2 separate regions of the Homo sapiens genome follow, and region 1 is linked to region 2. The links are chromatin loops, found by intact Hi-C in ENCODE. Cell type or tissue: PC-9. All regions are shown on one strand. Links, peaks and the distances in the headings refer to the core of each region. The heading gives the core; the rest is flanking DNA. Region 1 overlaps PTPN14 (protein tyrosine phosphatase non-receptor type 14). Region 2 overlaps PTPN14 (protein tyrosine phosphatase non-receptor type 14).

What was found. Peaks named below come from ENCODE experiments on the same cell type or tissue, not always from the same donor. Only the 100,000 strongest peaks of a DNase experiment are listed, where the experiment ranks them.
Region 1: a loop joins it to region 2, with 3 times the contacts of the local background. A loop is called at or near these places in 5 of 110 quality-filtered maps.

What each region holds. Positions count from the first base shown.
Region 1 is chr1:214,509,298-214,525,701 of GRCh38, forward strand. All of the region lies in intron 1 of PTPN14 (protein tyrosine phosphatase non-receptor type 14), which reads right to left. Among named protein-coding and RNA genes, the nearest start is that of PTPN14, 34 kb to the right of the region's middle. RefSeq lists a silencer at 5,249-5,543 and an enhancer at 16,331-16,404. In PC-9, for the core only: no CTCF peak of the experiment used is centred there; DNase peaks (open chromatin) are centred at 6,734 and 7,264; H3K4me3 peaks cover 1,640 bases; H3K27ac peaks cover 2,763 bases.
Region 2 is chr1:214,439,386-214,455,789 of GRCh38, forward strand. PTPN14 (protein tyrosine phosphatase non-receptor type 14) reads right to left here. Exons shown (of 19, transcript NM_005401.5): 3 at 12,420-12,589. Among named protein-coding and RNA genes, the nearest start is that of PTPN14, 100 kb to the right of the region's middle. RefSeq lists enhancers at 1-734, 49-388, 7,053-7,739, 10,821-11,320. In PC-9, for the core only: a CTCF peak has its summit at 7,074; DNase peaks (open chromatin) are centred at 6,096, 6,716, 7,646 and 8,306; H3K4me3 peaks cover 2,305 bases; H3K27ac peaks cover 4,000 bases.

The DNA.
Region 1 (16,404 bases), core at 3,803-11,802, 71 kb after region 2:
CAGCACTTGCTGCTTAAACTTGCACTTTCATGTTATGGAAACAGCTTCTTTCCTTAAACTTCATCAGTCAACCTCTGCTAGCTCCAGCTTTTCTTCTGCAGCTTCCTCACCTCTCTCAGTCTTCACAGAATTGAAGAGAGTTAGGGCTTAGCTCGGGATTAGGCTTTGGCTTAAGGAAAGTTTGTGGTTGGTTCAATCTATCCAGACCACTCAATTTTTCTCCCTATTAGCAATAAGGCTGTTTTGCTGTTGCTGTTGCACATGTTATCATTCATGTGGTTCACTGGAGTGGCAATTTTTATTTCTTTCAAGAACTTTTCCTTTCAGTCACAACTTAGCAAACTGGCACAAGAGGATTATAAATCATGCTACTATAAAGACACATGCACATGTATGTTTATTGCAGCACTATTCACAATAGCAAAGACTTGGAACCAACCCAAATGTCCATCAATGATAGACTGGATTAAGAAAATGTGGCACATATACACCATGGAATACTATGCAGCCATAAAAAAGGATGAGTTCACGTCCTTTGTAGGGACATGGATGAAGCTGGAAACTATCATTCTGAGCAAACTATTGCAAGGACAGAAAACCAAACACCACATGTTCTCACTCGTAGGTGGGAATTGAACAATGTGAACACTTGGACACAGGGTGGGGAACATCACACACCGGGGCCTTTCAGGTAGCTTTCAGGCTATCTTGGCTTTCAATGTCTCCCTCACTAAATTTAATCATTTCTAGATGTTGCTGAGGTAACTGTAGGGTTCTTAATTGGCCTAATTTCAATATTGTTGTGTCTCAGGGAATAGGGAGGCGGGAGGAGAGGGAGAGATAAGGGAGGGAGTGGCTGGGCCATAGAACAGTCAAAACACACACAACTTTTATCAATTTAGTTTGCCATCTTATGTGGCACAGTTTGTGACACCCCAAAACAACTACAACATTAACATCAAAGATCCCTGATCACAGATCACTTTAACAGATATCAAGATAATGAAAGCGTCTGACATATTGTGAGAAATGCCAAAATGTGACACAGAGACTTGAAGTAAGCACGTGCCGTTGGAAAAACAGACTTGCTCAATGCATGGTTGTCACAAACCTTCCATCTATACAAGAAAACAGCAATACCTGTGAAACGCAATAAAATGGTGTATGCCTGTAATGACATTGCAATGAAATACAAAGATCACTTATTTACTTTTCCTATAGGTCCACTTTAGTTTTTCAATCCTTTCTGAATACACTAAACTCTGCCATTATCAGATGGTTCAGCTTTCTGAATAAAAACTCACACTCAGTTCTACTTCTCCTTCACCTGATTTGCCCTCCCAATCTCACCCCAAAAAGTTTAATCAGCTTCCATAGAGAAGTGCTCTCAGGAGGTAAGGCAATCCCTCTACTTTGGACACATAGCTAGAGACCATCTCCATATGTTTGGACTTGGTCTGGGCAGTTCTATGCCTTGGCTACCACACAGTAGGTCCTCTGTGAATGAATGATCTGTCCTCCAAGATCTGGCTTAAAGCCAGAGGCCAGAGTCCCCAGGTATAGTTATCAATTTGTTTTTTGTTTTGTTTTTTTTTTAAGAGATGAGGTCTTGCTCTGTCACCTAGGCTGAAGTGCAGTGGCACAATCACAACTCACTGCAGCCTCGAACTGCTGGGCTCAAGCAAGTCTCCCACCTCAGCTCCTGAGTATCCGTGACTACAGGCACACATGCCACCAGGCCAAACTAAGTCTTTGGTTTTTTTTTTTTATTTTTAAAACCACATCTCGCTGTGTTGCCCAAGCTGATCTCAAACTCCTGGTGTCAAGTGATCCTCCTGCTTTCCAAGTCACTAGGATTACAAGGCATAAGCCACTGCTAGTTGCTGATTCTTTAACAGCTTCTGAAGTTAGGCTGAATGGATAACCTTTTGCCTCTCTGTGCAAAAAAGCAATCACCTTGAGAAGACTTTCCCGTACTACAAAAGGTACTAATAAAAAATACGTTTTTATAACTCTTCAAAACTCACACTTAAATTGTGTGACTCAATTTAAAAACACAGACTACCAAATTGTAAAATACAAAAGCATCACTAATAAGCACATGAAAGATGCTTAGCAACACTAATCATCAGTAGAAATCAAAGCCACAGTGAGACAATGAGGTATCACCTCACAGGATGGCCCTTATCAAAAAAAAAAAAATAGAAAGAAAAGAAAATAACAAGTGTTGGCGAGGATGTGGGAAAAATTGGAACTCTTGTGCACTGTTGGTGGGAATACAGAATGGTGCAGCTGCTACAGAAAACAGTTCAGCAGTACCTTTAACAAATTAAAAACAGAATTCCCTTAGGATCTATGGATTCTCTTTCTGAGTATAGACCCAAAAGAATTTAAAACAGAGTCTTGAAGAGATATTTGCACACCCATGTCACAGCAGCATTATTCATGGCAGGCAAAAGGTGGAAGCAACCCAAGTGTCCATCAACACATGAATGGTTGGATAAACAACTTGTGGTCTATACATACAATGGAAGGAAATCCTGATACATGCTACAACATGGATGAACCTTGAGGATATTATGCTGAGTGGATTAAGTGTTCTGTCTTTTTTTAGATTCTATAATTCTCTGTTTGGCATCCATCACAGGGCCAGTTGCTATAAACTACATTGTATTATTTTCTGCCTTCTCGATGGTCTTAGATTTGTGGCCTTGCTGACTGGGGAAAGGCTGCATCTCCCAGGGCTAGTCAATTCTTAGAGGGCTAGTAAATTCTGAGGCCCCTGCCCCAGCACATCTTCCACAGGCAAACTCACCAACTCAGTGCCCACACCCCCAACCATCTCCTTTATCAAAAGCCAGTGTTCCATCTTGCCTTAAATCCACCCAGGGCCACCCACCAGACTGCTGTACCCCACAGCCTACCAGATTTACTCAAACTTGCCAGTCTTAGCTGCTCACCCTGTCCTACCTCACCTTTCCTAAGGAAAACAAAATAAGGGTTTGGCCTAGGCTGTCCCCTCACTCCTTCTGCCTCCTAACCAATCCTGCTGCTTCTCCATGTGGCCCTATAGGGTTTGGCATGCTCCTTCTTCTTAGGAAATTTAATAAAATTAAAATCCCTTGGGTACAACTGACACAATCAGTCAGTCACAAAAAGCCACATTCTGTATGATTCCATTTATATGAACTATCTAAAGTAGTCAAGTTCATGGAAACAGAGCAGAATGGGGGTTACCAGGGGCTGAGGGCAGGAGAAAATGGAGAGGTGTTGTTTAATGGGTGGAGTTTCAGTTTTGCAAGATGAAAATTTCTGGAGATTGCAGCACAACTAATGAGTTGCACACTTAAAAAATTTTATGTGTTTTTCACTACAATGTTTTTAGATGCTAAAAAAATACGTATTATTTTTTGAGACAGCATCTCGCTCTGTTGCCCAGGCTAGAGTGCAGTAATGCAATCTTGGCTCACTGCAACCTCTCTCTCCAGGCTCAAGCAATCCTCCCACCTCAACCTCTCAAGTAGCTGGGACCACAGGCGCACATCATCATGCCCGGTTAATTTTTGTGTTTTTTTGTAGAGACAAGTTTTTGCCACGTTGGCCAGGCTGGTCTTGAACTCCTAGACTCATGCGATCTGCCCGCCTCAGCCTCCCAAAATACTGAGATTACAGGCATGAGCTACCGCACCCAGCCAAAAAATAAGTTTTTAAATCAATTTTAAAATCCCCACCAAGAATCCTGGTCCAAACACCAATTCAAACTAGAAGGATGTAACCTTTGAAGTACACATGGTCTATATACTTAGCTGAAAAATGAAAAATGATCTGGTCTGGGATAGGAAGCAGCAGAAAAACCTAAAAGATAGTTGGGGGAAGCAGTAGGAAAGTTGGAAACTGGCTGCCTGTAAGTGTAATGCAGTCCACAAATATTCATTCAATCATCTGTTCAACAAGCATGTACTTAGTACCTACTATGTGCCAAGCACTGTTTTAGATGCTGTGCAAGTGGAAGTAAACAAAACAGATTTAAGACCCCGCTTACAATCTGATGTTTGTTTGGCTCAGTGTTCTTTAAAAATTTGAACATGTTGCCACCATTTAAACATCAAAATATCTCACATAAAAATACTGATTTCCATTAGTTCTTCAAAAAAAAAAAATCTGATAGCACTGGCCTGAATTTCAGTCTAGGCACAATTATCTAGGACTTAACTGACTACCCTCATTGACAGGGCAAGCATTCTCTTCTTGGCCACAGTCCCACCACTCTCTGTGTGCTACGGGTGTGCTTTACTCATTTACTCTTCCTGCCTAGCCCCATAGGCATTTGGATTTTTAACCTGCATTCCATCTTGTGCCTGGGCTTCCAAGTCAGATTTCACAAAGTTCGAATCCCACATCTGCTACTGCTAGCTGTGTCAGTTGAGCTATATTTTTTCTGTCTCGGTTTCTCGATCGGTAAAATGGGGGCAATAATAATGGTATCTATTTCATAGCGTTGTCATAAAGATTAAATGAGATAATGTGTGCAAGGTGGGTAGCACAGTGCTTGGCAAAAGTCGATTCTCATTAAATTCCTGATATTTTTATTATTTTTGGTTGCTGTGTTATTACTCTTGTTCACCATCACCATCATTAGAACCAGCAGCAGCAGCAGCAGGATTGCAAGAAAAATACTTAAAATAGGGACAGAATTTCAGGGCCTGCCCAATTGTGAAAGGTCCCCTTCTTGTACCATTCCTCCCCCTCCCTCAATTTTCCTTTTTTCTCTCCTTGTCTTTTTTTAAATCCAGGATAATTTTGAAAGTTGACTCAGTAACTCCAGGGGGTCTTTTACCATCTGGATGCTCCCAGGCTACAAATTCCAGAGCAGCGGGCAGAGTCAACATATAACCTCAGGGGGCAAAATTAACAGTCTGAGGTAGTCCTCAAACAGGATAAAACACCCTATTTTAAAAGGCAATAAACCTAGTGCTTGAAAGCCCTCAAACGCTCTACAAAGATATCATGAAGCCACGACTATGATTTTAAGACATGCCGCATGTATGGGTCCTACTGATGCATAAGAATTGCTCTGGGCCACTCACCCACCATCCCGTAGATGCAGCATTTGAGGGAAGATTTTCCAAATTTGCCATATAGACTTAGAGCAGTCCTCTATGGATAGGAAAGTATGAACCAGTGGTTTTACAACTGAAAAGGCACCAGGGAATTTGTAAAGGTGCAGATTGCCAACAGATTCCCAGACTCTCTCTACTAGACAGTCTGATTCCCTGAGCCTGGGGTCCCCCCTCGATGGTGCTGGTGCCTGAGTTTTAATGTGCTCCCGGGCAGGCGGGCGGGGCTGACTCAGGCAGTCCCCATACTACTGAAAATAATACTGAGGATGTGTGCCAACTCCTCCATCATCCAAACAAGCCTTCACCCCATGACCCCAGCTCAAACCACTTTGTGCAACACCACACATTTAAGGCTGCAAAAGAGACTTGCAGTGTGCCCTCCAGTCCTTCCTCTTTAGAAGGGAAATAAGAACTGTTGAGAGAATTGAACAAAGCAGAGAATCTGAGAGCCCCTAAACCCAGCATGTGGACCAGAGCAGGCACTGGAGGCATCGGTACAAGTCACATACTAAGCAGAACTTTGTTCGGTCGCCTGGCAGCTCCCCTCCTGTAGCCGACAATAAACAAGCATCCATCTCTCTCCATCATCCACTGCCGTGACCGAGCAGGACTAACAGCAAGAACAGAAATTCTTCCTCCTATTACATCTTCTAAATAAATCAAATGGCAACAGAGCCCAGGGAATGGCAGCTTTTCCATGCCTTTTGACCAGTCAACTATCAATAAATCAGGAGAGAAATCCCTCCGTAAGTAGAAAAAAGCCTTATTTCAGTGATTAAAGACAATGAAAAATTTACACATTAGTTAATGGAGTTTTTAAAAACTGAGTTCAGCATTTGGGAGAAAAAATACTCTTAGATGTAAAAGTATCCACTATCCACTAGGCACTTATTTTTTTTTTAACGATAATATGTCTATCTTCCTGCCAGCACCACACTCTTTTGTTTATTGGAGATTTGTAGTGAGTTTTGAAATTAGAAAATGTGAGTCTTCCTATTTTTTTCCAAGACTGTTTGACTACTAAGGGTATATTGTAATTCTATATATATTTTAGGATCAGCTTCTCTATTTAAGAAAAAAAAATAAGCCAGTAGGGTTTTAGTAAAGATTGCACTGAATCTATATATTGCTTTGTGTAGTGCTATCATGTTAATAACAGCTTCCAATTCATAAGTAGGGAATATCTTTTCATTTATTTAAATCTGATATTTCTGTCATTGACGTTTTGTGGTTTTTCAGTGTGCCTCCTTAGAGAAATTTGTTTCTAAATATTTCAACATTTTTAGTGCTATTGCAACAGGAATTGTTTTCTGAATTTCGTCTTAGCATTCTCTATTGCTAGCATAAAAACAAATGATTCTCAAATGTGAAGAAAAGAAAAAAAAAACTGAGTTCAGGATACTTACTGAATTTTTAATCCCATAAAAGGGATTTTCCTTTCTACTTCCTTCTCTTGAGAAATATCTTGCTATTTCACTGACCCTGGAAAAGTTACCTTTGGCAAAGTACAATTTTCCTGGAAAAACTGCAATTGGGCTGATATTCTCAGTTAGGCCTGCTATATCTGATAAAGAGCTTTGTACTCAACTTTTCAAAGCTCTTAATACCTAGGTATAATTTCCTGCACTCCTCTTTCGATAACATAAAAGCAGGAAGTACACCTCCACCTCACCCCAGAGGAGCTAGATTAACCCTGCCACTGCCAGGTTCTCAAGAAAATTTCTCTGTATTGGCACCTGCATAGCTGATGAGCCCAATATTAAAATAAAACAAATTTTTGCTTCTACAGTGTCTTCACCCTTCCTTTTTTCACAGTTGAAGCCACACTATTGAAGGGGTAGGAATAATTTCTCTATGATGCCTTGTGTGTTTTGGTTTTGTTTTCAGTGCCAACAATGCAAGAGGCCAAGGTACCATATATGAATTGAAAAGTAATTCACAGCCCTTCAGAGTATCCTTTGCAAGGATGGCAGTGACCAGTGAGAGACATTGCTGTTCCCACTGAAATATATTTAAAAGAGTCATCACTGTGCAGCATATGCTGGGCTGATATGACATCTGCCAGAAAGCTAGCATTCCTATAAAAGCAGACAGTTTATTAAGATATGTTGACTTTCCTGCTGGACATCATTCTTGCCAGATTAGCACCAGAGCAAAACAAACACAAAATGTGGTTGGTAAAGTTTGTTTGAAGTTACCTACTACTAACAGCTTACCGCAGCAATACATAGTATTACCAGGACTGTAAATATTTATTTTCCTTGGGTATAGATTCAAAGGAAATAGAAAGGCAATGTTTGTTTGAAAACACTGAATTAATTTTGATATTAAAAAAAAACTCAGAGAGGCAGGCAGGTGCTAAGTGTTCCACCTAGGGAAATTCTAATCTTTACAAACAGAAAAGGCACACACATTCCTTTGCTACTATCATATCCCCACTTGATAGCAATTCCTGTTCCCCACCCCACCCCACTCCACCTACGCTACGCACCAGGCATACTCCTCCTGGCTTCTGGACTATGCCTTGAACTTTAAGGCACCTGCTCTCCTCTCTCACAGTTCATGTTCCCTCTTTCCTCCTGGAGAAATTCTTTCTCATCTTCCCACCAAATATGTCCTATCCAACCTTCCAGGCCCAGCTATCTCCTCCGCTCCTAAGGCTGTCACCTGTCATCCAGGCAAATGTAATCGGTCCTACCTCTAAGCCTTTACAATGTCGTGTCCACATCTTTTACAGGGCAACTGCCAGCCCTGCACAGCTACCTCCTTCTGCCTCAAGGACATGGTCACCTCCATTTCTGTGAAGGCATGGTCAGTGTACTATAAAATTTCCACATAAACAAACTTTATGTATGTATGACAAAATGCATGATATGTCTTCCTTTCTGAAATAATTACTGCATCAAAACTTAAGGATCCTAAATGGAGAAGGGAAAAGCCTTCAAGTATGTCTCCTTGGCACACTAACCACCAAGGTTAAGATTAACTCAAGACAAAGTGCACATTGAATCTAAAGAAGCTTGAGATGGTACTGCTAGGTCAACTCACCAAATTTAATGAGCATAATATTAAAAAAAAAAAAAACATAAAGTAAGAAATACCCAAAAATCTAATCATAGCACTAGCCAGAGGCCATAAATGAAAATATGCAGGAACACATCAGCAAAGTGAAACTTACCTTTCTTCTGAGATGACATGGAAAGAAAAATATAACAGGAGGCAGGAGGAGTAGGGAGGGAAAGGGACCCTTCCCTAGTCCCTCTAGACTATACAAAGCTTTATATCCATGATCTGAGGCAGGTGGATTGCTTGAGCTCAGGAGTTTGAGACCAGCCTGGCCAACATAGCGAAACTGTGTCTCTATAAAAAATACAAAAATTATCCAGGAGTCGTGGCACATGCCTGTAATCCCAGCTACTCTAGAGGCTAAGGTGGGAGTATCACTTGAGCCTGGGAGGCAAGGGTTGCAGTGAGCCAAGATTGTGCCACTGCACTCCAGCCTGGGTGACAGAGAGAGACTCAATCTCTAAAAATAAAATAAAATATAGAAAGCTTATAATATAAAGACCTCTAAAGAAGGTACTTAAAATATAAAAAACTTATAAAATCCTCCCCAGAAGGAACAATGCGTTGGTATCTTTTCATAACCCCTGAGCTACCATATTTATTTCACCTAGCACATGGTAAACAATAAATGTTTGTCAAAAGATTGAACTGGGTACTGTATCCGAAAATCCACCATGGATGGGATGAATTTCTCTTCCCGAGGATGAAATTATTGTTTTGGAGAAGATGGGAAAACACATCATGTAAAAATGTCAGAGATATTTCTACCCAACTAAAATATGACACCAATATATCCAAACCACTACTCTCTATTCGCCACTACTAATAAAAGAAACTCCCTAACCAGATTCAGAAACAGCCCTTTTAGAATCTGATAAATGATATCCCCAGAATGACAATAGTTTATTTTTCACATCTTCATTTCATTAAGGTCATTAAGCATATTAAATATGTTACATTACATAAACTATTCCAAATATAGGCTTTTGTCTTGAATAGTATTATCCTCTATTATCCACTGTGGTAGATGATCTATTTCACAAAGAATGAAAAACAGTAGATAATGACCAAGGAATTTATTCATACAGAGAGGATGAGACTTCAAAAATGAACTTCCTCTGGGTTCTCTTGAGCCCAAGGACTGAAACCATTTAAAATCCCACTGGGCAGATGGGTTGGCTGGGTGCAAGTGGGACAGAACAAGGAAGGGGTACAGTTACCCTATTATTTGTGCTACTTCTAAATACAACAGCTATTCACTTTATTTTAGATAAAGTTATATTCAGCTAAACTGAAACAAAAAAAGAGGTAAAATTAAGTAACTACGCTACCCAAAAAAAAGTCTTTATGTTCAGGCAGCAAGATAAATAAATGTTAGTTTGAGGAAAATGTCCTAAGAATATCTGCCTTGTGTTCTGTTTTATATTTTAGGTATGTTGGCTTTAAACTAATTTCCTAGATAATTTGATCATTGCCTTTAATTAAAAAGAACAAAACGAAACAGGCCAGGCACAGCAGCTCATGCCTGTAATCCTAGCACTTTGGGAGTCCAAGGCAAGCAGATCACCTGAGGTCAGGAGTTCAAGACCAGCCTGGCCAACATGGTGAAACCCCACCTCCACTAAAAATACAAAAATCAGCCAGGCATGGTGGTGGGCACCTGTAATCCCAGCTACTTGGGAGGCTGAGGGAGGAGAATTGCTTGAACCTGGGAGATGGAGGTTGCAGTGAGCTGAGATCATGACACCGCACTCCAGCCTGGGTGACAGAGCAAGACTGTCTCAAAAAACAAAACAAAACAAAACTCAACAATCAAGAGGGAAGCACCTTTATACAGCATTGCATTCCTGTATCAAAGCCCTCACCACTCCAAAAATGATCTGATTGAGTCTGTTCCCCCACCCCCATCTCCAACTAGAAGCACCTTATTTATTTTCAGAGTTACTGCCCCAAACTTGCAACACAGTGAGTTCTCAATAATGCCTGCTGGTCCATAATATACTGAAGTAACTTCCTAATATACATTGATACATTCCAGGGACAGTTTCAGATACTAAAGCACTCTTATTTGTATAGCAGGCTAACACTAAATTATTCTTATTTACTTGTTAAACCAATCCTGCCTAGCCTTCTGCTAGGTGATAGAGATAATCGCTTGCATATACTGTTTTTTGAGTAGCATATTACATGAAAGTTCTTTCAAATTAATCTGGATTATTAATATTCACAAAGAGTTTTAACCCTCCCGCCCCATGAAATCTTTTATTCAAAATATAAGCAAGCAGGCTGGGTGTCGTGGCTCACGCTTGTCATCCTAGCACTTTGGGAGGCCAAGGGGGGCGGACGGCTTTAGCCCAGGAGTTCAAAACCACCTGGGCAACAAAGAAAGTTCTGTCTCTACAAAAAATAAAAAATTAGCTGGGCATGGTGGCTAGCGCCTATAGTACCAGCTACTTGGGAGGGTGAGGTGGGAGGATCCCTTGAGCCCGCGGGGTTCGAGGCCACAGTAAGCTATGATCATGCCACTGCACTCCAGCCTGAGTGACAGAAAAAAACCCTGTCTCAAAAAAAAAAAAAAAAAAATATATATATATATATATGCAGAATATATGCAGAACAGTCAGGTATGAATCAGTCTGTCTGCCCATCATTTGGTAGAGATGCAATGAGAAAATGAACAACAGCTAAGCCGGCAATGACTTACTGACCCCAGAGCTTACTATGTGGCAGGCTTTCTTGAGGAGAAAAGGTTATGAACGTCTTATCCAAAGAAACTGTCCTCTTTTCTTTTGATTCTCTACAAACTACATCTAAACCAATAAATATATAGTAACAATAAAAATGACGAAACTGAGAAGGTTTTAGAATGCTTTTGTTTTAAATTAGACTGTGGTAAGCAATGGAATCAAGTCATCAACTCCAGCATAACAGATACAACACTAAGAATGGTGGAACAGAAGTTTTGATTCAAGAAAGTTACACAAAAAGAATGAAGAATTTTCAGCAAAACAGAATTTAAATACTTCAGGATGCCTGGAATCTAAAAGAAAATGTCAAGTAGTTCAGCAGCAGGTGGGAACAGAAAGGGGCTCATTACCTTCCTCATGAAACTCACCCATAACCACTGCACTGATGGTCATCTCTCCACGGTAGGAAGAGAGGAGCAGGCTAAATGCAATCTACAGGCCCCCCTCCAGTCCCCGCTTTTACTGTTCTGCATGCACCATATACTTTCCTCCATCACTCTGACTTGTTGAGTTTATTGGGATCAGTCTTGTGTTTAAGTGCCTTGTAAATAAATACAAAACATTTCACCAGTTCACTCAAATGTTTTACTGCCTGACCTCCTGCTTGGAGGTTACACATGGAGCTGATGAAAAGAATGTCATAAGCATTCTTTTCTACCCACCTGGACTAAATTGTTATTTACCCCAGGCCAGTGTCTCTTTAAAGAAGCTAAAATTGCCTTCCGTCTTTCTGTAACACTGGGGTAAATAAAACAGATTCACAATGCCTAACAGCTCCACATGTCATTTCACAGAAGGCATTTGAGGGAAAAAGAGTCATCTGTTTTCCTAAGTAGAAAATGAAATTTATCTTTGGAGAAATAACAGTTTTTTTAAAGGAAGCTCAATGCAATTTAAAAAATAAAAACATGTTTTCTTGAAAACACATGAATCAGTGAGAGATCCATGGCCCACATGGCATGTTAATCGCTTTATAAAAATATTTCTCATATAAATGCATACACGAGTATGCTGTTTTCACAAAGTACTTGACGGCCCCTTAGTTAATGGCAAAAAGGACTTCTCAGATACCTGCTCTAGCTAAGATATAGAAAAGAGCCCTCTGATATAATCATCCAATTAAAACGGCAGATGCCTTCCTTGAGAGAAAAAGATGTATAAATACTAAATGTGACAGTATAAACAGAAACAAGAAAGAACGGCCAGGCGTGGTGGCTCACGCCTATAATCCCAGCACTTTGGGAGACCAAAATGGGTGGATCACCTGAGGTCAGGAGTTTGAAACCAGCCTGGCTAACATGGTGAAACCCCATTTCTACTAAAAAATACAAAAAATTAGGTGGGCGTGGTGGCGTGTGCCTGTAATCCCAGCTACTCAGGAGGCTGAGACAGGAGAACCGCCTGAACCAGGGAGGCGGAGGTTGCAGTGAGCCGAGATAGCGCCACTGCATTCCAGCTTGGGCAACAAGAGCGAAGCTCCATCTCAAAGCACACCCACACACACACACACACACGAACAAAAGAACTAGAAGACTTCAATAAGAAAAACAACTAAAGGTAGGAAAATACGCAGTTAGGAAAAGTATGGGCAGAACTGATGCAGCACATCCCCCAGTTGTTTGTCAGAAGGTACCTAAAACCATGTTTCATAAGATTTTTGTTGTTTTTTTTTTTACTTAATCTTCAACAAAATATAAATCTGAAGCTTTTTTTTTTTTTTTTTTGAGATGGAGTCTTGCTCTGTTGCCCAGGCTGGAATGCAGTGGCACGATCTCGGCTCACTGCAACCTCCACTTCCCAGGTTCAAGCAGTTCTCCTGCCTCAGCCTCCCTAGTAGCTGGAATTAGAGGTGTGCACCGTCACACCCGGCTAGTTTTTGTATTTTTAGTAGAGACAGTTTCGCCATGTCGGCCAGGCTGATCTTGAACTCCTGGCCTCAAGTGATCTGTCCCCCTCAGCCTCCCAAAGTGCTGAGATTACAGGTGTGAGCCACTATGTCCAGCCTGAAGCTTCTTATATCATCTTTTCCCCACAACTATGAGAGATTTCATACCAGTCATGTAGCATCTTAAGGATCAAAAGTAGCTTCAATGGAATATGGAAACCTACGGCAAGTTTGGAAGTAGGTACAATCACTACCAAAGTAAGCTTTGATTAAATTAATATCTTGTTTTCAAAAACAGTAACTTGCAAAATGGCCAGTCAACAAATAGCTAATTCAACTCAAATAACTATCTGTGTTCAGAAAAGGAACAAGCAGGATACAAACATCCAAGCCCGCAGAACGTAACCACTAAATATATATGCAATACCTGTTTTCCATCAGGTTCTGAAACAAATTCGCTGTCCTAATTATATTCAGTTTAAACCAGCGTAAAAAACAGTTAACATTCATTGAGCCTACACCAAATGGTGGTAAGTGGAGGAGGTTGCTGAGAAGTGCAGTTAACCAATTCAAGGCCGTTTTAAATAAAGGACAAGAAAAGTGAAAATGAAGACCACCAGAGGGCAAAAGTAAAGACCGCAAGCAGTAAAAGCTTTACTTATAAACAAAAGACAACCAATTGTGAAAATAAATGCCATGGTGTTTTAAAAGACTTAATGTGGGCAACTCCTTGTTTAGGACGGCATAAAATTGCAGGTGATATCAATTACATTTAAAATGCTGGCAAGATAAGACTGAGGAGAAAGAAGGCAGTCACTCGGCCTATTCAGAAGCAGGGAAACACTAAATCGAGATCTTTTGAAATTGTGGTGGTGATCAGAAGCTGACTACAGACCAAAATAATGAAAATTATTCTCACTCCTAAGACTTAATCATACTTAGTGAGGCACCTAAGGTTATGGGAGATTAATGTGCTATTCATCCTTGGACAATCCTTACATTGTCACAATATAGGATCTACAAGGACAGGTCAGATCCATCTTTATAGAGGCAGTGCCCTTGAACCTGGCATCCCGAGGTCAACACAGTCTCTCGCAGAAACACATCCACTTCCCCACATATCCCCATATCATCCCATTTTTCTTATATACCTCTTACTGGAAGTCCTTCCTAACCAAGAATGAACCCAGAGCAATCTGTCATGCACTACATGACATCTCAATTAATGACGGACCACATACACGACAGTAGCCCCAGAAGATTATAATACCATATTTTTACTGTGCTCTATGTTTCGATACACAGATACTTACCATTATGTTACAACTGTCTACAGTATTCAGTACAGTAACATGCTATACAGGTCTGTAGCCTAGGAGCAATAGGCTACACCATCTAGCCTAGGTGTGTAGTAGGCTCTACCATCTAGGTTTGTGTAAATATATTCTATAATGTTTGCTCAACGACTAAATTGCCTAATAAGTCAATTCTCAGAACATACCCCCTTGTTAAGCAACCACAGATTTGACAACTAGGGGCCCTGAGTGCAGTTTCAGTGACCCCACTTCCGGAGGTATCTGGGCTGCTGGCCCCAGGAGTACTGGCCACCAACACAAGGCCTGGAGTCCCTCCTCCTCCTGCGGTGGCTGACCAGGATCCTTGAGTTCCTGTCACTGAACACTGGGGCTGGGAATCTATTTTTGCACTGAAATAGTATTTGAGAGTAATCAGATTCTTTTTTTTTTTTTTTTTGAGATAGAGTCTTGCTCTGTCACCCAGGCTGGAGTGCAGTGGTACAATCTCGGCTCTCTGCAACCTCTGCCTCCTGGGTTCAAGTGATTCTCCTGCCTCAGCCTCCCAAGTAGCTAGGATTATAGGCATGCACCAACACGCCTGGCTAATTTTTGTATTTTTAGTAGAGGCAGGGTTTCACCATGTTGGCCAGGCTGGTCTCAAACTCCTCACCTCGGGTGATCTACCTGCCTCGGCCTCCCAAAGTGCTGGGATTACAGGCATGAGCCACCACGTCTGGCTGACTAGATTCTATAGTATGCTACATAAGAGGCAAGAAGGCTTTTGCCAGACAGCTGAGAACTAAAGCACCAATTTTCACATCGTTCTATAGAACGATTTTCTTATAAGAAAATCAATTCCTCATTGCAAGCTGATTTACAAGTTTTTGAAACTACTTCTATATGAAGTGGGCCTAGAAGAGGAAACAGTATGCACGTATCAAGGCAGTAAAAGTGAAGAGGGCTGGGCGTGGTGGCTCATGCCTGTAATCCCAGCTACTTGGGAGGCTGAGGCAGTAGGACTGCTTGAGTCCAGGAGTTCAAGACCAGCCTGGGCAAAAAAACAAGACTCTGTCTCTAACAAAAATGTAAAAATTAGCTAGGCAGGATGCTGCACACCTGTAGTCCCAGCTCCTCGGAAGGCTGAGGCAAGAGGATCCCTTGAGCCCAGGAGGTCAAGGCTGCAGTGGGCTATGATCGTGCCACTGCATTCCAGCCTGGACAACAAAGAGAGACCCTATCTCTTAAAAAAAAGGCGGGAGGGGGCGAGTGGAGAAGGATTCAAAATATAATAGGATCAATGGAAAGACAACATATCTCCTGTGAAATTTATTTTTTCAGACTATGCTCCTCTCCAGCAATCTCTAACATATCAGCTATGGCTTCCTATTTCAAAATCCTTCACCCACCTCCCAATCTTCTCTTCTCTCTCTTGTCTATCACATCCTGTTCTCTAGAGATTTCCAGCCCAGAATTTGAAACACCCCAAGTGTCTCAAATTATTTCAAAATAAGTTATGAAACTTTCAAAACAAATTAATGTAGTAAGTGTACACTATAAAGGAATCTGCCATGGAGGGTGTCAGGAAACCCAAAACCCTGGAGATCATGTTGCAATTCCCAAAAGGAAGCAAACCACAGCTCAGGAGAGGCCAAGGAGGTATATATGTAACATATAGCAGTCCCACAAACACTTTAAAGAACTACACAGAATCAGCACTAAATCTCTGCGAAGATTCAGAAGTCGGTGCCAGCACTGTGACAGAAGGCAATGTTTTGCAGAGGGCAGTGGAGGTACAACAGAATATGTATCTTTTTCCACAGTGGAGCAAAACTTCGGCTAAATTCTACTAAACCTCTTACCCCAACCACTTCCAACCTCTGACGGGACACTTTTCTAAAATGATCCCAACAAACCTGGTGAACCTCTGAAAATATATCCAAACAAAATTAATTGTAATGTAAACAAATGTAAAAACAAGTATACTGCATACGTTATAGTCCCATTTCTCATGGGAAGGGTCAGCTGCGAATGCTAAGATCATTCAAATAACATGACTTATCACAGCAAAACAAAAGTTTAAATTTACTATTTAAATTTGCTACTTGAATCTTTCCTGGACAAAAACAAACCTGGCAACTAGTTTCTTCTGAAGAGTAAACAGCACAGAAGTTTCCTCTTTCACTCTGACCGCAAATTCAACCACAGAGTTAAAACAAAAAGTTTTCTAGAATTCATGAATCTGTACAGAGGTGTTCAGCTGGGAAGCTTAGGAATCATATTCTACTAGATCA
Region 2 (16,404 bases), core at 3,116-11,115:
TTATGCTGGTCAAAAGCATTTGCTTCCAACATTGCTTCATCTCTGTGATTTTCTACTAAAGGACCATGTGTCTAACTCGCATTTCAGTTAAACTTACGTCAAAGTTGCTGGGATTTGCTCTGAATAACGGTAACTCATTTTTATGCTGGCAGCAAACGTCAGGCGAAATGTCTACTCACTCTCCCCAGCTGCAAGCACAAGATTGACGAGCTGACCTTGAGAGTTAGGAGGCTGTAAACCGAAACATGTTGCAACATGTCCCGCTATGATTACGCCTCCTCTGCTTTTACAAAGTACACCAGAAAGCAGTATCATTATTTGAGTCACACCTGGTAACTTGACACCTGCTGACACCTTTCTACTGTTTACTTGCAATGTCTCAATTTTCCACCCTTCTAAAGGACTCAGTGTCATCTGAAAGCTTGGCACTTTCACTATGTGCCCAGGGCTGGAGATCACTGATAAAGACGTTAAATAAAACCCATTTTAGTTCCACTCTCTACATAATGCTCGCTATTTAAAGGACTCACTCAAAGAAGTGCCTGTTTCCCTCTACCCTTTGTTTCTTCTGTCTGAACTACTTCCTTCTCTTTGACAAAACTCATCCCTTCCAATTCCACAGTGTGTCTTAGCTGTTACAGCTAAGGGGAGGGGAGGGGAGGATTGGCAAAGACTTTTTGAACGTTTAAATAAATCCTATCTATGGGCTCTCCCATGTCAGCATGCTTGGTTCACCTAAAACCATTCCAGAACCACCTTAAGAGCCAGGCTTGTCACTAAACAGCTGTGTGACTATGGGCAGAGTCCCTTTATCTGTCTGTTTCTCAGTTTCTTCATCTGTAAAACAAAGCAACTGGTCTCTGTGATTTATTGATATGTGGGGTCTCATATTTAGATATAAAACTCTATCATTCTGGTCTGTCTTGATATAAGGCAAAGGGCTCTTTCTCAAATAGGCTGTGTTTGTTTAAGATTTGAATGATGTCTTTATTGGCCTATAAGACGCTTGGTACTCTTTCTATGCATGAACCTTTTATGGGTAATCAGAGATGAGACAGATATTGTGAGCAATAAAGAGAGGAAATCTGAATAATTTGAGCCATGGCTCTGCAGTAGAAAGTTGACAGGGACATATAATCTAGCCCTCCGGAGTGATCTTTACACAGAAATAAAGTTTTCAAATGAGCACTTAGGGAAGTTATACTCTCACACTCAGCTCAACCACCTACAGTCTCTTATAGGCAGCTAAAGTGTTAATACAGCTGGACACTGAATGACATAAAATCAACTGGGTCAATGAAGAGATATGGGCTGACCCAAGTACTGAGATGCACTTCAAGTTATACAGAAAGTGCAAGTATCGGCAGTCAGGACCTAAATACCTACAAGGCCAGACAGGTCACAAGAATGTGTAAATGCTGCTGACTATTAACTCCCTAGGGAGTGGAGAACTAGGCCCAGTTAGACAGCACATGCCTCTCTGCAAGGCGTCCCAATTCAGTTCTTTCAAAAATGATCCTGGTGAAACAAAACCCACCTGAAGACCAGAATCAGCCCTCATAGTACTAGTTAATAATCTCTGATCTTACTGGTAGGTCAGCCCTCTGGATTTCTTTGTTGACTTTTTATGGAACTAAACTCCCTGTTACTCTGATAAAGCCAGTGAAGAAAGGCATGAACGGATGTATTTCTCTGGCAAAGTAATATAAAAGACTCCATTTATGTGATGACCTAAATCTACTCCACTTGTTAGAGAAAAAACTTCTGTTATTTAAAAAACAAACAGTTCTTTTTCAGGGTGCCCACTTTATAGAGTTCTAGTGAAGACTGAAAAAGATAATAATCTGAGATACTTAGCATAGCATCTTGCACATAAATGTTAGCTGCTACCATGACTACTACTGTTACATTATATCCGGTGATGGAACGCAACTACATTTTTCCACAGAACCACACAGAACTATAATATCCTCAGGCTGGGGAAGTTTTGAGGTTTTGGATTCTTGTGCTTTCTAGATTCTGCTGCTGCTCAGACACTGTAAGTTTCTTTAACGTGTGGATGTAGCACATCTGTCACTTCCTTCCTCTCCACCCACTCCACTCCAACTGAATGTCCCAATGCTGATATTCAGGAAAAAAGGTAGAGCAAACAATTATAAAACATCTATTCTTTGCACCTCTTCCAACGTCAAGATTTTTTTTAAAATCCATTTTTGAAATTGACACACCATTCTCAATCCCACCCATTGTAATGATACCCCTACAATCTTGAGAATCCTTTATGGGAAGCGGATGTCTCTTAAAAATTCATAAGGCACAGCCTGCATGCTTCAACATGACAAAACACCTCTTCATATAGCTTCTGTTGTTTTTCCCCCTTCTTTTCACACCTTTGTTAAAGGTAAACACTACAATGTGGCATCATCGTATTCTACTCAAGCTTTAGAAAAAGTAGACTATTTTAACATTTTGACTCATGCTCTATTACAAATCTTTATTATTTCATGAGTTCAATTGTTTAATCTTTCTCAGTCCTGCAATGTAACACTAATAAAGAACAATTTGGAATCAATGAATGAATGAACAAATGAATGAATGTATCTTTGAAAATCAAGGAATTCACAAAGGATAAAAATCAATACCTCTGCTTAAGAACTTATTTTCAAAATAGCTCAATAGCACATTATTTTTGTTTGCTTTTGAGAAAAGTTCCAAATAGACCAAATACTAACACATTAACCATGTGATTTAAAGATGTAATAATAAAATTATCACTTCTTTGAAGTATACTAAACAGGTTAGTACCCCTTATGCAAAATGTTAGGGACGAGAAGTGTTTGGGATTTCAGATTTTGAAATATTTGCTATACTTACCCAGTAGAGCATCTCTCATCCAAAAATCAGAAATCCTGAATGCTTCAACGAGCATTTCCTTTGAGCATCATGTTGGTGCTCAAAAAGTTTTCAATTTTGGTACATTATAGATTTTGAATTTTTGAATTAGGGATGCTCAACCTATTTTTTTGGTAAACTTTGTTTTTCTAATGGCTAAAACATACGTATAAGCATATCTTGCTTTATAAAGCATCTCAATCAAACATCTCAGATGCATTAAAGAACACAAACATTACATGAAGACTCCTTTTGAAATACGAATAATGCCTCTGATTTATTTCCTTTTGAAATTCTGAGTTTCCTCTTCATTATAGGACACCTACAATAAATAATAAGTTATGCCAAGTGATATTACAAAAGAACACTGATTTATTTTACTATTTGTTTTCCCTAAAGGGAAAGAATATCAGAGAAACAGCTAGATTATGTTTACGGCTAAGTTAACTTCGGCTAAGTTAACTTCATCTTATTTGTCTATACTTCATTGTTCTAGTAGCAGTAGGTTGCCTCAATAGCTAACTACCTAACTGCATAGCTTTCTTTTTTTTTTTTTTCTCTTTGAGACGGAGTTTCACTCTTGTTGCCCAGACTGGAGTGCTATGGTGCGATCTCCGCTCACCACAACCTCTTGCTCCTGGGTTCAAGCGATTCTCCCGCCTCAGCCTCCTGAGTAGCTGGGATTACAGGTATGTGCCACCATGCCAGGCTAATTTTGTACTTTTAGTAGAGACAGGGTTTCTCCACATTGGTCAGACTGGTCTCGAACTCCCGACCTCAAGTGATCCACCCGCCTCAGCCTCCCAAAGTGCTGGGATTACAGGCGTGAACCACCGCGCCCAGCCTAACTGCATATCTTTCACACCATATCTTTTTCTTAAGAGCAAAGAAAGAAACAAGAAGCAACTTCATGTATTTGGACAACTTGTACTATGAAGTAGGCATCTACTGTATAGTCTTGATTTATAGTCTTCTTCACAGTAAAACATAAGAAAATCCTAGTTGAGGATCAAGACAAGCTAATCCAATCAGCTTTCCTAAAAGAAATCAAATTGACTTTACACCACCTCCCCAATTCCTGCAAGGATTTCCCAGTGAGTCAGATCCAGAAGCAGAAATGGTTACCAGCGCTACATTTCTATTTTCTTATTTGCAAAGACAGTGAAAATTTTAGTTTTGTTCCCTTGAGGGTTTATTAAATTTACTTTTTCTCTTTGATCACACCCATAACAGTAGATTCAAATCAGTAAATCCACCGATACTTAAGAATAAATCGCAAGATAACAACAAAACAAGCAGAGGTGAACGAACAGAGATGCATGTATGAGGAACAGGAGGCTGTCCTTGTCCTGGGAAGGGCTGGTTACTTAATTTGCAGAGTCTAGCGCAAAGTGAAAATGCAGAATCCACTGTTGAAAAACCAAAAAACTTCAGGATGGCAACAGCAGAGCACTAAACCAACTACAGGGCACTTCTGAGCATGGGGTACTGTGCAACTAACTGCACAGGTCACAGACCCATGAAGCTGGTCCTGGTCCCAGGAGACATTTGCCCTTGGGTTTCACCAAAGCAGTGGCATTGCCTTCTCCTGGAAGTAAATAGGGTCAGCAATGTAGACGTTAAAGACAAATTCAAATAAACTTCTAGTAAATCAAATACACGGAAATGAAATAAAAGCTGCTTGGAGATACAGCTCTGTGGTGGGAGTGAGAGTGGGAGGGAGGTGGGGAGTTGAGACCTATTTGTTATTACATTCCCACTAACTAGCAAAGTGTCTAACACAGAATAGGTACTTAATAAAGGTTGAAATAAAAAACAATGCAAATGACAATCAACTTATCTCATTTTGGGAAGGTAATTCTTCTTCCCTCCAAGGTTGCACTGTTTATTACAGACAGCCATCTTCTCTCATCACATTGTACATTACATTAACCACACAGAATGTTTGAGATTAGATCCCAATGTCAACTGCATCTTAAAATATCTAAAATATCTGGCAGAAATAATTCCATTCTCAATAACCAACATAAAGAGAACAATTTCCCATTCACTAGCTGGAGCTGGCCAGGAGGAGAATTTGCTATTCTCAGCAAATTATATTATCCACAGGGAATTCATGCTTAATCTTAAGACTTGAAGGGAGTCCCTGTATCCCAGCCCACGGGTAGACTTTAAATATCCAGTAAAATGACATTTCAAAATAATAAAAGAACTAAAAGAACTGGAGGAACAAAATAAAGGGTGTTGTAAAAGGAAATGGAAATACTACCATAATTAGAGCTTTTAAAACAGACACTTTAAACACTGGTTGAACACTAACTTGTTTACAACAGCACACAAGGCAGATTGCAGGAGTCTAAGGGGGAAAAGTATTGGTATTTATAAGAAAGAAAATGTGAAGAAAGCTACTGTAAGGTCACTTCCTGAAACCTAGTTTAAGCACACACATGCACACACACAGAGAGACACACACATGCACACACCAAAACACCATTTTAACCCTTATGAAGATATACAGCTTCACTTAGTCTGGCTTTCCCATCAACATGCCATGGGCCCAAATACGTAACTGGAAAAAGGGGACCCCCATCATAGTTTAAAAATGCATTAACCTAACTCCCTTGTCACTCACTTCACACGCTGAAATGCACTTACCCTCTTTCTGGTACCTAAACAGCACAGCTTTAAATGTGGGTATTTATTCTCAGTTGGTTGAAAGACAACCTGTCCACTTGGTTCTTCCCAGACAGGAACTATCTTTAACATTTAAGAATGCTCCATGCAAGCCCATACAGAGATTAAGTATTTTAAAAATCCTCCTGGTGATAACTGCTAGGCAGTTTTACCTGGCTGACTAGAATACCCAGGACTTTGGAAGAACTGGGAGATGTACAATAGATCACTGATCCTAAGAGTAGGGGATACCCATAGCTGCTGAGAAGCACCGAAAACAGACATAGCATCCACCAGATAGAGGGTACTTGGAACAGGTCCTGTGGGCCTGATGTGTCTGCCAGATGTACGACAGTGTACTAAAATCATCCTTGGCAAATGGAATGACCGTGCTGGCTACAGCAGTAGTTGCACTCTGTCAATTCTGTAGAGTGCTCACCATTAATAGGGTGGACAGCCCCACCCAAACAGGCAGGCTACTAAGATGTCCTGGAAAAGTAGGAAATGTTATCTGACCTCATTAGGACAATTAGAAGCTCCTGTGCACTGTGCAACCATAACATTCAACAGTGAGTAATGCAAAGACAAACATGTTTTGGTTAAAAAAAAAAAAACCACAAAATTAAAAATTTTAGAAACCATGCATGCACTCAGCAACTTAGAAGTTTGTAGCCTAAATTCACTCTTCAAAAATTAAGTTTTCTTTTAAAAGTTTTCTCTTTAGTATTGAAGAAATTAAAGAGGGACTTCCATGCTTGAGGAAGACTTGGAAAAACCCCAGACCTAAACTAAAAGCAGTGATCTTGGCCAGCAATTTTCTGGCTTCCCCTTGCTATTATTAAGTATCCTTCTGTTTGAGTAAGAATTTATCCACCTCTCAGAAGCCATCTTTTTTCTTTCCGTGTCCAGAAAAATGTGAAAACCATGTGTTTATAATGAGCCTGTTGCTATGCAAATCATTAAAACACATTACAAAAATCTTTCCTTTGAGTCAGGAGAACATGCTGGGGAAGATGAACTGCTCAAGAGTCCCTTTGCTGGACAGAAAAGCTGGCAAAAAGGAATCTGAGAAGCAAAGCAAAATGGAAAAAATTACAGTGGTCCCATCCCTTGAGTCATTTTAACCAACAGGGGAAAACTAACATTTTCAAAGCCCCAAGGTAATAAATCTTACAGTTTGGGGTTAACAAACTCGGTGGTTCTTAATCTCTTTAAATCCTATGGTTTCATGACTCATCCCCCATCTGTCTACCAGAGTGTGTCCTTCTTTTCACTATTTTCTTTTAACATTTCTATAACAATATCAAGGGATTTCTTCTTTTTTCCTTTTATTTGTAGCCCTGTGTGTATTTTCCTTTTAATATATTTTGTTTTCTCATTCAATTAACACCTTAAAGTAGGGCCTGAGTTATCCATTTCTTATCCAACACAATCATAGTGTCTTGGCAGGTTTCCCTCACTTATGAAGGGACTTGCCCCTCAAAAGCCATATCTAGCAGATGAGACACAGTATGTCAAATTAATGTCAAAAAAAGCAGTGCCTCCTAATTTTCTAATTTAAACCAATTTGGACTTGATAATTTTAATAAAGCCAATCACTTTATTAAACAATTTGCAATCAATGTCACTCTCAAATTTTTGTTGTGTTGTTCTGAATACACTACTGACCTAAAAATTTCCATGGGTGTGATTCTCTGGGGACAACAAATTAAATAAACAGCTTTTAAATGTATTTTCCTTTGACTCCTATGTGTCTTGATATATATATGGGTTCATATACACAGCAAAAAAAAAAGGAAAACCCAACCAGAGTATTAATCTAGACTCTTTGTCCTTGTTCAGAGAGAAGAAATGGCTGGTCATGACTAATGCTATAGAACCTGTTCTCAAACAGAAGTAGCCAAACCATTGCAAACATGTGTTGGATGAAAACAAGTTTGGTTGGCTCCAGACAAAGGCTTATTTTTTTCAGCACAGATGGCTGAATGGTTGCCTCCTCCAACGGGTTGCCCGCAAATGAAAGACAGATTTCTATTTCTAATCTATGCAAATATCTTACTCTGCAGGGCATCACAAAGACTAACTGTTTTGTGTCAGACACTGCAGATCCCAGGTGCTCTCAGAGATGCCAAAGCCCATCTCCACCTGAGATGCCTGGTAACTGGGATAACAGCGGATGACTGGAGAGTTAGTCATTAACCCGCTCCTAATGAATGTTGTTGGGGCCTTCTGTGAAACATTCCTCTGGAATCCTGCCCCACCACCACTGCTTCCCCTTGGCTGAGCTGCCTGGAAGGCAGTTTCAATATTCAGTTCGGACCTCAGATGCTGCTAAAACCTCCCAAGAAGGCTGAGATTCCCAAAGGCTCTTAAGGACTGTAGCATTTTTCACCTTGTGTTGAGCACATCTGTCCATCTCCAACACCACACCGAGAAAACTCAAGCATTTAAAAATGTTATTCTGTCCAAACCAGATCTCCTTTATTCTCTAGTCCATAAGCCTACAACCTACGGCATGTCTTGCTGAATCACACCTGATCGTTGTTGGTGGCCCTCAACCTTCCCAAATAAATGTAATTCCTTTATTCTTTTCTTCCTAACAACTTTTCTTTGATTTCTTACATTTTTTTTTTCTCATGTTCCTCCATATTCCCAGCTTAAATCTTTTACTCACTCTGACACCCCTTGGCACATTCCAGTTTTAGGGCCCCTTGGAGGCAACAAAAATTTCTGCAATGCTGCAAACATACACACATACTCACGCACAGACAAAATGTTGCATGCTAATCCAACTCCTAACTTTCAACATTCTTTGCCATAAAGAGTTGGTTAGACCTGAAATCTACATAATTTAGTTCCAGCGCTTAAATCTAAAAATATCTTTCAAAGTTTAAAATTTTTTGTTAGTTTTTCTGATCAAATGTCAGCAACACAGTTTGCTTCAAAATCCTGTGTTGGAAAACACTTCTTTCCCTCCTTATCAACCTTCATCTGAAATAAACCAGGCTAATTAAGCAAAAAGAAATTCTAAAGAAAAAAGAAAAGTCCTTCCTAAATCCCACAGTTAATAACCACCACTACCAAAACTTTTTACTCTATACCTCCCTCTTTGAAATTTAAATACCTTTTGTTTTAGTCTATGAATGCAAACATTGACAGTCAAACAATGCAGCATTAAGTTTACTTCCTTGGAAAATCTAAAATTGTAAAGAGTTTTAGAGGTTAACTGATTCATTGATTCCTGAGGCTGGGTGAGTGTCAGAAACACCAGAGGAGTACTATTCATTTTCTCTTTTTTGAGATGGAATCTCGCTCTGTCGCCCAGGCTGGAGTGCAGTGGCGCGATCTCGGCTCACTGCAAGCTCCGCCTCCCAGGTTCACGCCATTCTCCTGCCTCAGACTCCCGCGTAGCTGGGACTACAGGTGCCCCCAACCAAGCCGGGCTAATTTTTTTTTTTTTTTTTTGTATTTTTTTAGTAGAGATCGGGTTTCACCATGTTAGCCAGGATGGTCTCGATCTCCTGACCTCGTGATCCGCCCGCCTCGGTCTCCCAAAGTGCTGGGATTACAGGCGTGAGCCACCGTGTGTCAGACACTGCCCGGCCTATTCATTTTAAACAATAACATCCTCTTGATTCTCAGCTCTAGACATTACAACCAGACTTCTGGTACAGCTCTAGAATCATATTTATAAGTGCTCCAGGTAACTATGATACAGCAGGCCCTGGTCTTTTGAGAACCACTGATCTATTCCAACATCCTACCCAATATGGTGGCTCCCTCTACAGGATACCACATGGGCTACCTGGTCCACGTGACAACATTCACAGAGACCAGTGCTCTCACCCTTTTGTAAGTCTTGTTCCATTTTTAGATGGCTTAGTTACTAGAAACTGTATTCCTACATTGAGCCAAATAGTCAAAGTTCTTTGGCTCCTTGGACTTCACTTACTTAGACCCTAATTTTGTGCTCCAGAACTGACAAAGAATTCCCCCTCCTACAACAGTCTGTAAATATCTAAAGGCAGCTACTACTGTGCCCTTGTAAGACTTAATTTTTCTTTTTTTTTTTTTGAGACGGAGTCTCACTCTTTCGCCCAAGCTGGACTGCAGTGGCGCTATCCCGGCTCACTGCAAGCTCCGCCTCTTGGGTTCATGCCATTCTCCTGCCTCAGCCTCCCGAGTAGCTGGGACTACAGGCGCCCACCACCACGCCCGGCTAATTTTTTGTATTTTTAGTAGAGACGGGGTTTCACGGTGTTAGCCAGGATGGTCTCGATCTCCTGACCTCGTGATCCGCCCGCCTCGGCCTCCCAAAGTGCTGGGATTACAGGCGTGAGCCACCGCGCCCGGCCGACTTAATTTTTCTAAGCTTAAACAACCTTTTTCTTTTAACTTCATAAAGCATAACTTCTGAGTCCCTCTTTATTTCAACTGCTCTTTCTCACCAATAGGCCTTACAGGATAGGTCTGTCTAGAGTAACAATACTTCATTTTTCTTACAGACAGAACTTTTTTCAATATACACTAATTTCTAGTCCATGTTTCACCCTCATCACTCATTACCTTGCACTTAATGGCCGAGAGCCAAGAATCAGCAAGTATTTATTAACTTAATGCTGTGTTCCTAGCACCGTGTAAAGTACTCAAGGAGGATTCAAAAGCCAACGGAAATCATCACATTTTGAGGAGTTAATAATTTTTTGTACAGGAAGAACTTGGATATGTGAATCAACTTGAAAACAGGGAGCAATGGTATGCAACAGAGTGCTTTAAATGTCTATCACATGAAAAACTGAACACTAGGTTTTTTGGATCAAGCTGTAAGCTAACTCACGGCCTCTGTTTGCAATTATGCCATCTACTTACAATACCTTTTGATTTAAAAATAAAAATAAAAAAAAAAGGAAAGAACGAAAGTGAAAAAAATAAGCACTTTGGGAGGCCAAGGTAGAAGGATCACCTGAGGCCAGGAGTTCAAGACAGCCTGGGAAATACAGCGAGACTTCATCTCTACAAAATTAGAAGAAAATTTAGCCAGGCTTGGTGGCACATGCCTGTAGTCCCAGCTACTCAGGAGGCTGACGCAGGAGGATTGCGGGAGCCCAGGAGTTTGTGGCTGCAGTGAACTATGATTGTGCCACTGCACTCCAGTGTAAGTGACAGAGCAAGACTCTATCTCAAAATAAATAAATAAATAAATAAATAAATAAAAGCCAAATTAAAGAAAGCAAGCAGAGGCCGGGCGCAGTGGCTCACCCCTGTCATCCTAGCACTTTGGAAGGCCAAGGCGGGCAGATCATTTGAGGTCAGGAGTTCGAGACCAGCCTGGCCAACATGGTGAAACCCCGTCTCTACCATAAATACAAAAATTAGCCAGCCGTGGTGGCAGGCGCCTATAATCCCAGCCACTCGGGAGGCTGAGGCACGAGAATCGCTTGAACCTGGGAGGTGGAGGCTGCAGTAAGCCAAGATCGTGCCACTGCACTCCAGCCTGGGTGACAGAGCAAGACTCCGTCTCAAATTAAAAAAAAAAAAGAAAAAGAAAAAGAAAAAGCAAGCAAGCAGAATATTGCCTTAAAATACACTTAAAAATTTCAAGAGCATCCTTATATCAGAAATTTAAAATCTAAAAACTACACAAAAGTCAGGTAGAATACTCTTCCTTCTTCAAAGCATGTTCCCGCATTGCTTCCCAAGCATTCAGAATGACAAGGTCCGGGTAAAAGGCAAAAAGTAAAGGGTTTATGTGATTCCTTTTCCTACCAGAAATATCCATTTGATGAGGAGACTTCCCAGGTATTTTAATGGAAAACTCTTACCAATAAATGAACTATACCAACATCAAAAAAATGCACTTATTCCATTCACTGAATATGCTTTATGAACTTACACAAATCCCTCACTTTACAGATGAGAGGGGAAAACATCATTTCAAAGGCAGCACACGGTTTCTCCAAGCTAAAGCAGACACTGAGTAGCTGCAATACCTTGTTCTCCTCTTCTACTGATGGCTTCTTGTCTCCTCTTATTTAGTAGGGACAATCATCAAAACTCCTGCTCTCGCAACATTTTCCTCCTTAACTTTACTCCCACTTTTAGTTACCTTTCCAATCTTCAAATTCGAAGTCTGATACCACATTTTGTTTGGGGATATTTTTAGGAAAAGGGTGGACAAAACAGAATTAGGTTTTTGTTTTTGTTTTTGTTGTTTTTGTTTTTGTTTTTGAGACAGGGTCTCAGTCTGTTGCCCAGGCTGGAGTACAGTGGCATGATCACGGCTCACTGCAGCCTTGAACTTCTGGGCTCAAGTGATCTTCCAACCTCAGTGTCCCGAGGAGCTGGAACTAAAAGCACAAAACACCATGTCTAGCTAGTTTTTATATTTTTTTCTTTTTGTAGAGACAGGGTCTTGCTATGCTGCCCAGGCTGGTCTCAAACTCTTGGCCTCAAGCTCTCCTCCCACCTCAGCTTCCCAAAGTGTTGATATTACAGGTATGAGACACCACGCCTGGCCAGGTCATTAATTTTTTATTAAATTCTTGCATGCCTATTTTACCCACAGTCTCCGATGAATATTTCCACGCTGCTAGAGATGAAATTCTGCCTGGCTCAGGATCCCTACTACCTTACCAGCATTACAGAAAACTGCTGGGGTTAGCTACATGGATTCAACCAAAACTCTAAAGCTGCAAAGCAATGAGTAAACAACCCCCAACTATTTTACCCTCTCCCCCACCACACACCCGCACCCACACCCACACACCCCTAAATCTACCAGCTCATCTACTTCATTGGAAGCTTCACAGTTAGTCAACACCCTTATATGGCACACAGGGGGAAAATGCACCTACCTTGTGGCCTCTTGCTGAAGCCATGACACATTTGGCACATAGAACATGACTCCAAAGAAAAGCAAAGGCTCATTAGCGAATTTGTCCAGATGTTTCTTCAGAGGTTTCTCCAGCTCCACCCATCGTGCTTGCTGGCTCTTGCTGAGAAACCAAAGGCCAAAGTAGTGCGTCTAGATAAAAGGGTAAAATAGCATCAGTTCATGCTCACCACAAGCATCCCAAGGCCACACAAGAAACGAGACTCCAGCATGCTGCATCCCACCCTGGGTTCCCCAGCCCATATATAAGATCCAGCTTTGACATATAACTTTGGGACTAATCAAAAGAAACCACAACCACACACTACTGTAACATACATGGAGTATCCAGATGCAGTATCCCTACTCATTACTACTGTTTGTGCTTGCAGATACCAAAGCGCCCATGTGAGGTAAGGGGAGTCGCGCAGGGAAGGGATAGTGCTGACTTTTCCCCTGATATCTGAAGACTGCCTTTTCTGTGTGCCTTCTGCATGCTTCATGATCTCACATGGAGCACACTGGCAAAGACCAACACCGCTCCTGCACCTGCTGCAATGTAACTTATTACTCAATTCCTAAGACAAAACCGCCTGCCAACTGAAAGCTTCTGCACTGTAGAATATTTTCATACAGTACCAGATTTTAACGGAGAATTTATTCACTCTTTTCGTGTGCTTTAAAAAGTATCATCCTCTTCCACTTTATTATACACGAACTGCAGCAAATCTCTCCCCATATCAAGCTTTGAGAGAGGAAGGATCGCCTCCTCACAGCTGCTGCAGGAGCCCCTGGTGGCTGTTCTTGGCAGATTATGGTGGGATTTGTTAGATGAAAGTGAGATTTTCGCCCTTAGACTTGAAGCCTAAACCAGTTTAGTTTTGAACAACATGCTAAATGATTAAAACAGGTACTTTTATGCACCCAATCCCATCTTTTATATTAATTCATGCTAGGATTTCAGGATTAGCACAACAATCACCAAAAAATAGATCACTGCTTTTGAAGATTCTTTTATATCTCAATTATAGCCTAGAATGGTTTACAGCACACCTGGAAATCTGCCTTCAAAAGAATGTTTTCATTACAATGTTCAATTTCCAAAGGCATTCTTATGCTGATGTTCCCACTCCAGCTGGCTGCCCCCTCAACATTATACAGATCAATCCCTGCCACAACCCCACCAAAATCTCTCATGAAGCTATGACTCTGACTTTACTAGAAAACCAGACGTGCCCTTGCCTATATAAAGCTGCAGACCCAGATGCTTTAAAGATATTTTAAATGGATTTACTTTGAGATGGGGGTAATGATTTGATTAGCTTTCTCCCATGATGTTCCAAAGGACAAGTTCACATCAGAAATCTATGCATTTCTTGAGCAACAAAATGCCAACCAGAGCCAAGGTTATATTTCTATCAACTTAGACAAACTTACTTGGATGAATTCTGACCCTATTATTCATTTCCTAGCTCCACTGAGTCCATTAGTTGTTCCAACCTGAGTGATGACATAGAGGAAATGAAATGTGGCTGAATAGAAAGAAAACAGACTTGGAGGTCAGTCCATCTCCCATCTTTTGCACTCACTGTCTCAGTAACTTTACACAAGTCATTGAGCCTTCTAGACTCTCAGAGTTTTCTCCTCTGCAAAATGGAGATGATGGTTACAACTTTTGCCCACAGGCTCTGAGAGGTGTAAATGAGATAATGCCTGTCAATCACCTGCATGGCACATGGTAAGTAACTACATCATAAGTGGTACCTTCTATTGCTGCTGCGGCTGCACGACTACTACTCCTGTTACCACCACCACCACCACCATCGCCACCACCATCATCATCATCAGTAAATCAAAGCAGGTAAACCTCATAAATCTTTTTCATCAGCACTACTGACATCTCTGTGAACCAGAGAATCAGGAAACAGAGGTTATCTGGGAGTCAATGAGAAAAAGCAGGCAAAGGTAGAAGCTGGAACATCTACAAATAACATAAATATTTAAAAGATGTAAGGAAAAAAATCACAAAGCTATACCTCCACTAAGATTTTGAGGATCTCATGAGAGATGATATTGGGACACTGGAACATCACTCTGATGCTATCCTCTGAGATCTATGATGTAGGCTTAAGCTAACCTTAACATGAAGTCATTTGGGTATTCAATTCAAGAAACTTATCTGAAAAGGGTCCAAAGTAGCTCTGCATTATACTGAATTCCTGTATGGAACACAGGGCTGTATGAGGGTATTCCACGGTATTTTGGATGCCTAGGAGTGAGTCTCCATATAATAAATTATGTAATATATGTAATTAACATGCTATGCAGCAATTATTAAAGTTGGAAAAGAGCCCTTTTATAAGCATTAGTGGAGAAACAGAGGGCAACTTCACAATTGCTTAACAGGCTAACCATGATTTATCATCTTTCACTAAAAGTAGTTTTGACATTTGGGAGATATTTTTATGGTCCACACTTCATTCAAATTAGTAATATTCAAATTATAGAGGGCCACAGTAACTGCATAAATGTTCTACAATCGATTTTAAAAAACGGTTAAAATTTTTATTGCTTCTGTGTCTTGAAAGCTATTTTAAATTTCCTTTTCTCATTCCCATCCATCCAGATCATTAAACCAGACCTGACCTCCACCCCAGAAATCCCTCAGAGAAAGAATATTCCATGGAATATATACACACGAACATGTATGTGCACACATACAACACACACAAAATGCACACTACAGCTGCACATACACACACTCCTGTGCATACACACATATGGATATGTTGAGGAGGATGATGAGGTACAAGAGAAATGATAGTAAGGCAATAATCTTGAGCCAGAGCTCTAAATAACAAAGTAAACCACTTCTAATAGAAAAACCTAATTCATGGCATAAATTTATCACTGCTGTTGTACAGCACCTTCCAGAGGACACAGAATATTTCAGGGTGACTCACCAGGTAATTATCCAGTGAAATAATTACATAACTATGGAAGAAACGGGGTGTCCAGTGCAGGGCAGAATTGGGGGAGGCAGGTAATCTGGAGGACAGAGTTTGTATCTACTCACAGCCAGAACATCCTAACTTTAGAACTGTCAAATTCAGTTCTCTAGCAGGAAGAAAAGTCCATCCCCACCCTGATTTTTGAAGCTATGCCCAAAGTAACCTTTTCCATTCCCACCCTACTCCTCCCGTTCTTCCTCTAGCTATTTTCCTACTCTGGAGTAGAAAGACCCTGCCTTGAAAGTCCAATACAGCACATGTTTATTCTCCCACGTCTACACAGTGCCTCACAGGAAATGGAATCAGAGCCTAGGCTCTCATTTCAACTAGCATGTGCACCAATCAACTTCCTGTGTATTATCCAAGGAACTACTAATCCTGTCAAGCCCAGCTGAGACCCCACCAGGCTGGTTTGTGGTTAACTTGCCAATTTAAACTCTAGCTCAATTTTGAAAGCTGAGCTTAGCTGCTAAACATTGCCACATGGTTGAAGAAAGCATGGTGGATGATTGCAAATAGAAACCACCTTCTCCATGACACCAAGAGGATCCCATCATATTACCTGAGTAAATGCCTGAAATATCTGTTCTGTTTATATCTCAGGCACCAAAAGTAAGCCAGACTCATTTAATCCTCATGATACCTCCTCTGGGTGAGGTATGAATCCCATTTTATTGCTCCAGTTTTCTTAAGAAAACTAGAACACACAGCTCTGGTGCCATGAGTTCTGCAATAAGTTTACTGCAATGATGAGAAAAGAAGACAGAAGAGCCAGTCCTCAGACACAAGAACCACATCCCTGAACCACTTACAAAAAATGCACTACGATGAAACCAAGTAGGGAAAGCCACACTAAAATGTCATTTTTATGTGAGCAGCTTCCTCATTTATTTGGTTTGGTGTACTGCATTTTAACACAGGAAACATACATTTAAGCATATACTAAAAAATCGGCTA